3 separate regions of the Homo sapiens genome follow, and regions 1 and 3 are each linked to region 2. Evidence: chromatin contacts called from ENCODE Hi-C or POLR2A ChIA-PET data. All regions are on one chromosome and are shown on one strand. Each heading gives the region's core, a stretch centred on a gene start or an enhancer-like site at or near the end of the contact. The rest is flanking DNA. Distances are from core to core; before and after follow the strand shown. Region 1 holds the start of LOXHD1 (lipoxygenase homology PLAT domains 1). Region 2 holds the start of ST8SIA5 (ST8 alpha-N-acetyl-neuraminide alpha-2,8-sialyltransferase 5). Region 3 overlaps ST8SIA5 (ST8 alpha-N-acetyl-neuraminide alpha-2,8-sialyltransferase 5).

The links. Hi-C counts contacts between places; a loop is a spot of excess contacts on that map. ChIA-PET counts read pairs that join two places held with the same protein, here RNA polymerase II (POLR2A). Pooled maps may share reads with other maps.
Region 1: a loop to region 2 is called in a pooled map, with 2.4 times the contacts of the local background. The contact joins the promoter of LOXHD1 here to the promoter of ST8SIA5 in region 2. A Hi-C loop is called at or near these places in 1 of 37 single-sample maps with no recorded cell type and 1 of 50 pooled maps. POLR2A ChIA-PET finds 5 or more read pairs at or near these places in 1 of 52 experiments (activated CD4-positive, alpha-beta T cell).
Region 3: a map of heart left ventricle shows a loop between it and region 2 (4-fold over the local background). The contact joins the enhancer-like site here to the promoter of ST8SIA5 in region 2. A Hi-C loop is called at or near these places in 5 of 168 maps with a recorded cell type or tissue (adrenal gland, dorsolateral prefrontal cortex, heart left ventricle and 2 more), 1 of 37 single-sample maps with no recorded cell type and 7 of 50 pooled maps. POLR2A ChIA-PET finds 5 or more read pairs at or near these places in 2 of 52 experiments (H1 and activated CD4-positive, alpha-beta T cell).

Annotation. Positions count from the first base shown.
Region 1 is chr18:46,655,752-46,659,333 of GRCh38, forward strand. It overlaps LOXHD1 (lipoxygenase homology PLAT domains 1), which reads right to left and starts at 1,469. Exons shown (of 41, transcript NM_001384474.1): 1 at 1,153-1,469. The coding sequence starts at 1,282. RefSeq lists enhancers at 1,717-2,666, 2,477-2,526.
Region 2 is chr18:46,755,151-46,758,843 of GRCh38, forward strand. ST8SIA5 (ST8 alpha-N-acetyl-neuraminide alpha-2,8-sialyltransferase 5) reads right to left here and starts at 1,903. Exons shown (of 7, transcript NM_013305.6): 1 at 1,228-1,903. The coding sequence starts at 1,358. ST8SIA5-DT (ST8SIA5 divergent transcript) reads left to right here and starts at 2,293. Exons shown (of 3, transcript XR_001753434.3): 1 at 2,293-3,309; 2 at 3,647-3,693. RefSeq lists a silencer at 1,486-1,875.
Region 3 is chr18:46,674,068-46,677,688 of GRCh38, forward strand. It overlaps ST8SIA5 (ST8 alpha-N-acetyl-neuraminide alpha-2,8-sialyltransferase 5), which reads right to left. Exons shown (of 7, transcript NM_013305.6): 7 at 1-3,621. Among named protein-coding and RNA genes, the nearest start is that of LOXHD1, 19 kb to the left of the region's middle. RefSeq lists enhancers at 1,893-2,740, 2,741-3,586. Within about 2 kb of position 2,209, at least 2 of the 41 ENCODE cell types and tissues checked have a DNase peak (open chromatin) inside an H3K27ac peak, as active enhancers do.

The DNA of each region.
Region 1 (3,582 bases), core at 219-2,718, 100 kb before region 2:
GACTAAAGACAAGTACAGCAAGGCCCCACCCTCACGGAGTTTAGGGTGACTGTGGCTGCAAGCCGGACACAGCTGGACAAGCTTTGCAGGAAACAATGGAACAATTATGAATTGGATGTAATCAGGGAACTCATGGTGGACTGGAATCAAGGAGGGCTTCATGGAAGAGATGGGATCAGAACTGGGCTTTCAGAGTGAGGACAGGAAGAGGGAGAAAGGGGAAGACAAACAAGGCCATGGGCAGGCACAGAGCACACATTCAATAAATACTTGCTGAATGAATGAATGAGTGAATGCATGGATGACTATGGCGCTTACGGGGACTGGTGAGCCACTTTGGAGTCAGCATTGAGAATTTAAATGGCTTCAGAGACTAGGCAGGCAGCACTGATGAGTAAACCAGACCTAGTATGAGATGACAGGGAGTGGTGGAGACTGTGATAAGCTGGACGTCCACAGCCTATTGGCATTCACAGAAAAAAGGATTTCAAAACGCTGGAAAGGAAAAAAACAACTTAAACTCTGCTGGCCAAAACCAGCTCTAGGGTCACAGTTCACTTCTTTGGTTTACCTGGCAAGGAGTTAGAGCAATTTCAAGCAGGTCTCATGTGGCCCAGGGAAAGATGAGACTAGAAGGACAAGGCCCTGGGGTCCAGAGCACCGGCCGCCTTCGACATATGGGATGGACATCTCCTTGCAAAGCCCCAGGCTCCCTGTCTCCATCAACCACAGTGGGCATAGGATGAGCTGTCAGGCTTCCTCCCCAAGACATCCTTTCATGACCCCAGCAGTTCAGGGCGCTCTGCCTGATGCAGACCACCTACTCGGGGACCAGACTGGAACGTGGCTTTGGGGATGTTCAGGAGCTGGAGAACATGGGGCCATGGGGGCACTGTGGCTCTAGTCTATTCTGTTCCACTGAGAATCGGGGGCTAAAGGCAAGTTGCTCCACCTGTCTGTACAACAGGGACCCCACCATCCCTGCATAATGCCTGCCTTCTTACTCCGAGGGGATATGGAACAGACACATGGGATAATCAGTGAGGAAGGGCTTGCTCCGAAATCTTAGAATGACTCCCCATAGACAGGAACAGACCCCTGCCCACCGCAGCCAGCTGCACCACCCGCCCCCCGCAGGCTGGGACCCCGCACCTCTGGCCTTGTAGTACTCGTGTTCCAGCTCCCCCTCGTCGTCCTCCGAGGCGTAGTTCAGCAGCTCCGCTTCGTACAGGGCCAGGAAGTCGATGTCCTTCTTCCTCCGCCTTTTCTTCTGGGGCATCATTCTGTCGGCTGCCTTCTCCCAGCGCTCGCAGGCTCACTGTGCCGCCTCCTCACACCTGCGGGAACCTGAGACCTCCTCCCTGAGCTCTGGCGCCCACGGCCCTCCTATAGCTCAGGCCTGGGTGGGCCAGAGTGCCCCGTTTTCTTGGCTTCCCCGTGCCCAAGGTGCTGTTCCCTCTGCCTTCTCTGGCTCCTGAGCTGAACCTCAGTGCCTTATCTCTGAACCTCCTGTCCCTGTCCCCTCCCACCACCCTCTGGTGAGCCACCTCCTCCTCCTCTGTACCTGCCCCGGGGCTTCTCTTTGGGCCTCATCACTTATTCATGGCGCTGAGGGCAGGCTGACTTCCTTCCTCTCTCCCCTCCCCACCAGCCCTCTCTCCTCCCTATGGAGAATCAGGTGACACGGAGCCCTTGAAGTCCATTTCCCACCTGGCCTCACAGCCAGGGGGTCACCTGGGATCCCTCCAGGCCACCCCAGGGACAGGTGAGGGCTCCTCACCCAGGAGATCTCCCAAGCCTTACAGCCCACACGGGACCCTCCTGAGGAAGGCGGGGCCCCGGAATCAGCCAGGCTCCCAGGACTCAAAGGCCCCCGTTTCTCTCCATTATTCATGACCTCTGATCGTCTTACGGAGCAGGCGGGGTTCTCGCTGGATCCTTCTCGTTCTCTCTCTCTGCTTCCATCTCATCAAGACTGCGGGCTTCCGGAAGTGGCCTCTGGGCACGAGGAAAGCTAGGGCACCAGAAAACTCTCCCCGCTCCCCCTGCCAGGTGAGCTTTATATGCACTAAAGTTTAAACATCATCGTAGCCGATGCCCTCCCAGGTGAACTCACTAACTAGATCAGCTCACCACCTGGACTCACGGGAGGGCATCAGCAAGCTCCTACCCCAGGGCGCACAGCCCGGGCTGCACACCAGAAGCCCCCAGAGAGGTGTTGAACGCTAATGCGTGGGTCCCATCCCCAAGGATTCTGATTTGCTTGGTTTGGGACGCAGCTTGGGCCCCAGTTTTTAAAGCTCCTGGTGACTTTCATGTGCAGCCATGTTGAGGGTCCCTGAATCGCTTCTCAGGTAACTTAGGTGTGCTAACAGGAGTCCTCTAGAAGCAACACGTGTGATTTTGTCCTCTAAGCCAAAATAGTGACTCTAAAGGGGAATTTCAGGTGGAGAGGAAGAGAGGATTTGGAGCGGACGCCTGAGGAGCAGTCGGCACTCACAGGCCTCCCCGGCAGCCTGGGGCAGCTTTGGTCCTGCCCTGCTCTTTGGAGCCATCCAAATCTTCCACTAGGGGGAGGCATCTCTAACCCCGAACGTTCCTACCCAGGAAAGATCAACCTCCCCTCTTCCCCTATTCAGCTGAGGGGCCGCCCTTGAAGCAGCTCAAAGTCCTCTGAGGACCAGGAGTGAAGTTTAATGGTGGGTGGCGCGCGCCCCCTTCTGGCAATATGTGGTTTACACACCTGGATTCTTCAGGAAGAGACCTTCCTTAAGGATCTCTAGGAATCTACTAAGAAAACTCATTTTACACGAGTACCCATTCAGGGAAAAGATAATAAAACGTTTCTTAGAATTTTTTTTGAGACGGAGTCTCCCTCTGTCGCCCAGGCTGGAGTGCAGTGGTGTGATCTCGGCTCACTGCAACCTCCGCCTCCCGGGTTCAAGTGATTCTCCTGCCTCAGCCTCCCGAGTAGCTGGGATTACAGGCATACGCCACCATGCCCAGCTAATTTTTGTATTTTTAGTAGAGACAGGGTTTCACCATGTTAGTCAGGCTGGTCTCGAACTCCTGACCTCGAGATCTGCCCACCTCGGTCTCACAAAGTGCTGGGATTACAGGCGTGAGCCACCGCGCCCGGCTGTTTCTTAGAACTTTAAAAGCTGAAATCAAAATATTTTTAGAGAATCCCATGGTACTGGAACACACTGGCTAGGAGGTCAGGGAAATAATTCTATATTATTTCTGTATTATTTCAAGGTTCTCCAGACAGACAGAACCACTAGGATATACAGATCAGTAGATATATGACAGGAGGCTTACTAGGGGCGTTGACTCATGGGATTATGGATGCCGAGAAGTCCCACAACAGGCAGTCTGCACGTTGGAGACGTAGGAAGGCTGGTAGTGTGGTGGGTCCAAGTCTGAAGGCCTGGGAACCTGGGAAACCCGTGGTGTAATTCTCAGTCTCAGGCCCAAAACCTGAGAACCTGGTGGTGAGCGGGTGATGGAGCAAGTCCCAGAGTCCAAAGACTGGAGAACCTAGAGTTCTGATGCCCAAGGACAGGAGAAGAAGGGTGTCCC
Region 2 (3,693 bases), core at 653-3,152:
GAGTTACAAGGAGGGGAAACAGCCTAAGTGCTCGGCTTTTCCACTGGACAGCGACACCTAGCAGCGATCCTCACCCTCCCACCTTCGTGGGCAGCCCAGATTGGGAGCACCCATACCTGATGTATCCACCTCACCCAAAGGATGAGAAGAGGGCTGTTTCGTTATGGGGAAGTTTAGAGAAGAAGGTGGGATGCTTACTTAGCTAGAGAGACATTTATTTTCCTATCAACCTAGGGGAGGGGCGGTGAGAGTAGGGAGACACTAGCAGCAAACTAAAAAACAGCCCAGCAGCTAGGAGAGAGGGCTCTTGCCAAGAGAGGCTCTGATATGGGTGTATCCTAGAGCAAGAACCTCCCCTAATCTCTCAAACCAGGCGGAGGAACCCCAAGTGTTTCCTTAAGCCAGCAGAGCCGGCAGAAGGAAGTGGCTGGCATTTCAGTGTATCTTCTGCAAATAGAGAGGCTGAGGCTGTGCCCGAATTGAATTTCTGAGTGACACCTCCTACTGCTCTTTCTCTTGGAGTTTAACCGTGGATTGGGGTGGAGTAGGGGGAGAGCCCAACGAGGGGTTAACTTATGCTGCAGCTCTGACCTTTTGCGCTAAGGATGAGAAAAAAAAAGCCATCTGTTTCAGAAGGAATCAGGTTGTTGAGTTTCACAGATCCAGTGGCTGTGGGATTGTAAGACTTCACTATCACTATCCCTGTCGCATAGCCACAGCCCACACTACCACCCCCACCGAACCCGAAGCTCCTGGAGGGGAAAATGCTTTTTCTCCCAAGGGTCCTTACGAAAGTTCAGGACTCGCGAGGTTATAAACAAACAAACAAACAAACAAACAATCGATACGATTTTGAGCCCTCCGACCCCGGAGTCCAAACAAATGGCCATAGAACTGTGGGTCTGGAGGACACCGCTCCGATCCATGCGGTCTCTCCGGGTATTAAATGGATTTATCGTCAGCCTGGTTGCTTGGAATTCTATTCTGTCCTTCATTTTTCACAGCGGAACAAAGTTGTCTGGACCCTCCAGCCAGCGCTGGGCAGAAGCAAGCAAGGATGCTCTTGGAAACGCGGTGGCCCAAGCCTAAGCGGCCATGCTCGGGGCTAGGAGCGGACCCCACGGCCACTCACCCCGGGGCGCTGCGACCGAAGCTGCCGCGGCCACTGCCACCCGGGGGCTCGCCGGCCGGCTCCGCGCATCCCGCCCTCTCAATGGACTTTCTTACCTCTTAATGTAGTTCCTGCCATACAGGATCTGTTGCAGCAAGGTCACCAAGGCAAAGGCGCAGATGAAGATGAAGAGCAAAGTTCGGCTCCCCAACAAATCCCGGTTGGCCGAGGGGTCCGCGTAGCGCATCCTGGCTACCGGGCGCCGCGGGCGCGGGGTACGGGGCGGCCAGGCAATGACTCGCGGGGTTCCGGGGCCCCGGGGGGCGCGCGGCCGACTTGGCGCCTCACGGTGCGGTCAGGCAGGCGGGGGACTTCGAGGGGCAAAGTTTCTGGTTGGCGCGGCCGGAGCTGGGGGCATCCAAGCGTCGCAGGCGCTGGGGCGGCAAGCAGGACAGGGCCGGTGGCAGGGAGCTCTGCCGCGGCCAGGGGCCTTCCCCACCCCCGGGTACCTTTACCTCCAGGCGCCGGTGCCGGGTAGCCGCCGATTTCCCCGCGGAGGGGAGACGCCAGGTGCCACGAGCCGGAGGCGGCCCCTCCCGCCGAGGTGGCGGCCAATGGGGAGCAAGACCCGGGCTCCGTCCCCTGTGCGCCCCAGCGCGCCGCGCATCGACCCCTCCAGTCCGGCGCCGGATCGCGGTTGCCCAGCGCGCTGTGCCCTGCCGGGGGCGGGCCACGTTTGATCTCCGGGCCCGCAGCAAGGGATCGCGAAGGTTGGCCTCCGGTTCTGCCGATAGGGACGGGGGGAGGGGGCGTACAAAACACCCGCGCAGTCTGGCTAATGATAGGCGGGCCGTGGGGAGGGGGAGGGGCGGAGCGCAAAACGCCGGGTTTGAATCTTGGAATTAAAAAGAGGGCAGGGGCTGGGCGCGGTGGCTCACTCCTGTAATCCCAGCACTTTGGGAGGCCGAGGCGGGCGGATCACAAGGTCAGGAGTTCAAGACCAGCCTGGCCAATATGGCGAAAACCCGTATCTACTAAAAATACAAAAAACAAAATTAGCCAGGCGTGGTGGCACGCGCCTGTAGTCCCAGCTACTTGGGAGACTGAGGCAGAAGAATCGCTTGAACCTGGGAGGCGGAGGTTGCAGTGAGCCGGGATCGCGCCACTGCACTCCAGCCTGGGCGACAGAGCGAGACTCCGTCTCAAAAAGAAAAAAAAAGAAAAAAAAGAGGGCAGGAAGAGGAAACAACAGTTGCGGAGCTGGACTTGATGGAAGGGAGCATTTGCGTGCGGCGCGCAGGGCACTGAGTCACCATCGTGGCCGCGTCCTCGCGCTCTCCTAGCGATTTCTCCGGAGAAAGCGGAGCAAGGTCAGCCGGGCAGCCCTTCAAGGACGGCGCGCCGCTCCTGCATGCTGATGGCCTGCGGGGCTGCCTGCCCGTGCCCCGGCGCCCAACTCCTACAAGGAAGAAATTCAGGGGCTCCCCGCCCCCGCCACAGTCCTCTTCCCCCTCCCCAGCTGCAACTCGGCAGCCGTTCGTCAAAGACCCTGTTGTCACCGAGACACTGGGACCTTGTCTCATCCTTGGAACCACTCGTAAATCTTAGGTCAGGCAGCCGGCAGCCTTCGGGGACCACAGTCCCCCCAAAGCTTTAGGAAGCCAGTTACTACATCCGGAAAGATTCGTGCTTCAGAACGCAAGCCAGGGAGAATAATCACAGAAACGCAATGCGAATGTCGTGCCTCTCAGAAATTCTTAGCCTGAAATACCGTCCCCACCCCCCAACCCGGCCAGGCGACAGTCCTGTCATCCTAACACCGCAGAGGCTCCAAGCGCTGGGAGTCGTGTGCCCGCGGCGCTCGCCACTGAGGCCGGTTGGAAGATTCTAGGGTGCCCCTTCCCAGGTTCCAGCAGGCACTCCGGGATGTTCTAGAGTCAGGCCAGGGATTCAACAGCGAACCTGACCGAAACTCAAACCTCAGCACAAGAACTTTGATGGGGGAAGTGCCCAGACTCCAATACTCTCGACCTTGGCATTTAGTAGTTTCTTCTTTGAACTGGAAAGATCAAATAATGCACAGTAAAATCTCATGATAAGGGTTCCACCAAGAATTCGGGATTTGTGTTAATTCATAAGGCAGAAGTGGCCCCTGTGCTATCCATGAAGAGTTTCTGTATTTCTCTGCAAGGTCACAGGTAGGCTTTTTTTTTTTTTTTTTTTTTTTTTTTTTTTTTTTTTTTGAGACGGAGTCTCGCTCTGTCGCCCAGGCCGGACTGCGGACTGCAGTGGCGCAATCTCGGCTCACTGCAAGCTCCGCTTCCCGGGTTCACGCCATTCTCCTGCCTCAGCCTCCCGAGTAGCTGGGACTACAGGCGCCCGCCACCGCGCCCGGCTAATTTTTTGTATTTTTAGTAGAGACGGGGTTTCACCTTGTTAGCCAGGATGGTCTCGATCTCCTGACCTCATGATCCACCCGCCTCGGCCTCCCAAAGTGCTGGGATTACAGGCGTGAGCCACCGCGCCCGGCCACAGGTAGGCTTTTTAACCAATTAAAGAAAAACTCCAACATTTAGAGGGCC
Region 3 (3,621 bases), core at 959-3,458, 81 kb before region 2:
TTTCCCAGCCAAAGCATTCAGCATGTTCCTCTAGTTTTTTAAACACCATTGATAAATCCCTCTTACATTGCTTCCCAGGCTGCACCTCAGCCACAGTGATGTAAGAGCCTGACATGTTTGTGTGGCTTTGAGGAAGGGAAGAAGTAGACAACAAGAAACACAGAAAATGTCTCTCCCTTCTTTCATTTAAACTAGAGGAAAAAGGATTGGCTAGCCAGCAAAAAGCAGATGAGCAGGATTATAATGAGGGAAAACAAAAAGAGGCTAGCCAAGCCCATAAGCCCCCACTAGACAGACATTTCAGCCTCCTGAGCCCCGAGCTCCCCTGGACAGGCAGGAGGAGTCTCTGCCTTCCTGGGATGTGCTAGGTAAAAAAATCAATAGAGGACTCTCCTCAGCTGACAATTTCCCCAAGGTGTTACTCAGTTTATTAGCGGGGTATCCTGAACTGCTGGAGTCCCCCAGGAACCAGAGACCTCATTACTGTAGTAAACATGTGTTGAGTGGCCATGGCATGTGCTTCCCCGCCAGTGCTGGCAATACAAAATGAGCTTAGATATCGTGTCTTCCCTTGGGGAGAAGGCAAACCTTCTATCAAGGACACACGGGCCCTTATGCTGTGTGCTGTGAGGATGTCCTAATGGAGTCGGTGATGGTTGCAGCAGAAGCACAGAGGAGAGAGTGCCCAGCCCAGGTCTCTAGAGGGGAGGATGCAGGGGGCCATTACCTGACTTCTGCAAAAGTGGCCAGATAAAAGGAAGGAGAGAGGAACTTAGGAGTGTGAGGGCCATTCCAGGTGTTTGAACAGAGTGTGCAAAGGTGCCTGGAATAGTATGGGATAGGGCAGGGAGGTGGCAGGAGGATCTCTGGGAAGGTGAGTAAGCCAGCTTGGGACATTCCCTGCATGACTTGGTAAAGAACCTGAAGTTTATGATACAGGTAGGCAATGGGCCCCACAAAAGGTATTTTTGGAAGGTTATTCTCTGAAAGCAAAAAGATCCATCAGATGGTCTGGGTTAGGGCAGTAGCAGAGGGGTTGCAGGGAGGGAATGACTTAAAGGGATGTTTATGAGTTGGAATTGACAAGATACAGTGAACAAATAGACATAAAGAGTGAAGGAGAAGGAAGAGGCAAAGGTGATCCAAGTTTTGGGCCAAGGCAACCTGTGCTTGCTAGTGTCTAGTTTGTGCTGGGCACTGTGCTAGGCATTGTGCAACACTATTTCACTTAGCTTTGCAACAGCTGTTGTGGTTGGTATCCTGTCCTCATTTCAGATGATGAGTCCAGAGCCTCCAGGGGCTTCTGGAGCTCCCTCAATTTCACACAGCTACGAAGTAGTAGGAGGAGACTCTGAGTTCAGATTGTTCTTTTAACTATACCAGTTGAGGACATGTTGAGGTCTGAGATGCTGTGCAGACACAGACATGCAGGAGGCCACAGTGAGCATGCTTCCAATGCTCCTAGGGAGGACTGGCCTGCAGGTAGAGGGGTTAAGATGCCAGGGCAGAAGATACTTAAGGCTTTGAATAGATGAGATTTCTGCAGGAATGCTCCTAGGAAGAGAAGAGAACCCTGAGGAAGCTTCACGGAAGATGAATCCACAAAGGAACCTGAGAAGGAGCATTCAGAGAGACAGGAGGAAAGTCAGGGAAGAATAGTTAGAAAACAGAAGAGGAGAGGACTTTAGAAAGACCAGAGAGACTGTGCATAGTGGCTCACACCTGTAATCCCAGCACTTTGGGAGGCCAAGGCAGGAGGATTGCTTGAGCTCAGGAGTTCGAGACTAGCCTCGTCAACATAGCAAAACCCCGTTTCTACAAAAAAAAAAAAATTTTCAAATTAGCTGGGAGCAATGGCACGTGCCTGTGGTCCTAGCTACTTGGGAAGCTGAGGTGGGAGGATCACTTGAACCCAGGTGTCGAGGCTGCAGTGAGCCATATTTATATCACCACCCTCTAGCCTGGGTGACAGAGGGAGACTCTGTCTCAAACAAACAAACAAAAAAGACCAGAGAGGCCAACCTTGTCAAATGTTACACGGATGTCAAGGATGATATCTGAGAAGTATCTGCTGCTTTGCTCATTACACTTTTTATGCTGCCAACCTTCAGAATTCGGAATTGACTTTGGTCATCCCCTCCTCCACCTCTCCCAGATAACTGTCCCTGAGACTGGATTTGATAGTGTTCAGCACAACCAGCTCCCACGTACGTTTGTGGGATTCGTCATTTAACGTCTGTATACACACACACCAGACCACAAACTCCCGGAGGGCAGGGACGACGTTTTGTTCATCACTAGCTCCCCGGCACCTGGCACCATGCCTGGCACAACATGAGCACTCAATAAATATAATTTATTCACCAATTCACTCACTAAATTGGCCAGCACTCTACTCTGCCTCAGTTGTTTCTAAGCACTGCTCTGCTTCCTCCCTGCTCTCAGCAAAGTCAAGGGCGATGAGCACATGCTGTCTCTGGGCACCAGGTGATTAGTGGGCAGAGCTGCCGCAGCAGCATTGCTGAAATGGTCTCAGACGCTGCCTCTGACCTTGAGCCACCTTTCTTTGTGCTTGGCTAAGCACTGAGTCATTTACTTGTTTTTGCTGCCTTTCAAGCCTGGAGCAGTGGGTTTAGCACAAAGGAAGACATGATGGTTGTTTTGTTTACGGGAATCGATTTCCCTTGAATAATAATTCAATGGGTAGTCTGCACTGCATGGTGGCGTGGTGACAGGGCTGTGGAGGAACATGGCAGAAGGCTTCCAGAGTCAACACCAGGTCTCTCTGAGCCTTTGAAAAAATGTTTTTCTTATAAACACTGGCTGCAGCAGAAAAACTATATCCTGAAAGTCAGGAGACTGGTGAGTCCCAGTTGAGCCACAAGCTGGCCATGTAGCCCTGGGCAAGTCATTCGTGTTGTCACTTAACATGTGCTATCTCTGGGCATCTTTCCTCACCTTAAAAATGTGACGATGGCCTCAGTTCCCCTCCAGTGCCACTGTGGGTAAGTCGCTACTGCTGTAGGCGGCAGGGTTAGGGAGAGGCACCTATAAGCACAGGCTGCTTCCCGGACGATGACAGCCTCCTAGAGCATTTGTCCCTGGAGGAGGGCCCCGTACTATCCTGCAGGGGCATCTTGGTCAGGATCCCTCATGTTCTGGTGTCACTGTCTGGGAAGCTAAGACAGAGGTTTGGAGCACAGACTTTGGGGCTCTACAGATCTGGGTGCAGTTCCCTCCATTGGGTGCCGTTCCCTCCATTGGGTGCCTGACCAAGGGCAAGTCCTGGAATTGCTTTAAGCCTCTGTCTCCTCATCTGTACAATGGGAGCCTCCTTACCCAAAGGGGTCTCATGATGATTACAGGAGATAATATAGGGAAAGTGCTTAACGTAGCTTGATAAATGCTAGCTAGTATAATGAGAAATATTAATTATGGTTTAGATCCATTCATCATGAATGTCCCCCCAAAATAAGGACATTGTACAGACGCTGAAGATTTTTACAAAGCTTCTAGTTGTAGAGATGAGGAAACTGAGACATTGAGGGAGAGGAAGGACTGGCCCTAAGACCCACAGGCAGGAATATGGCCAGCAGCCAGGTGTCCCAACTCCTCTGTGGG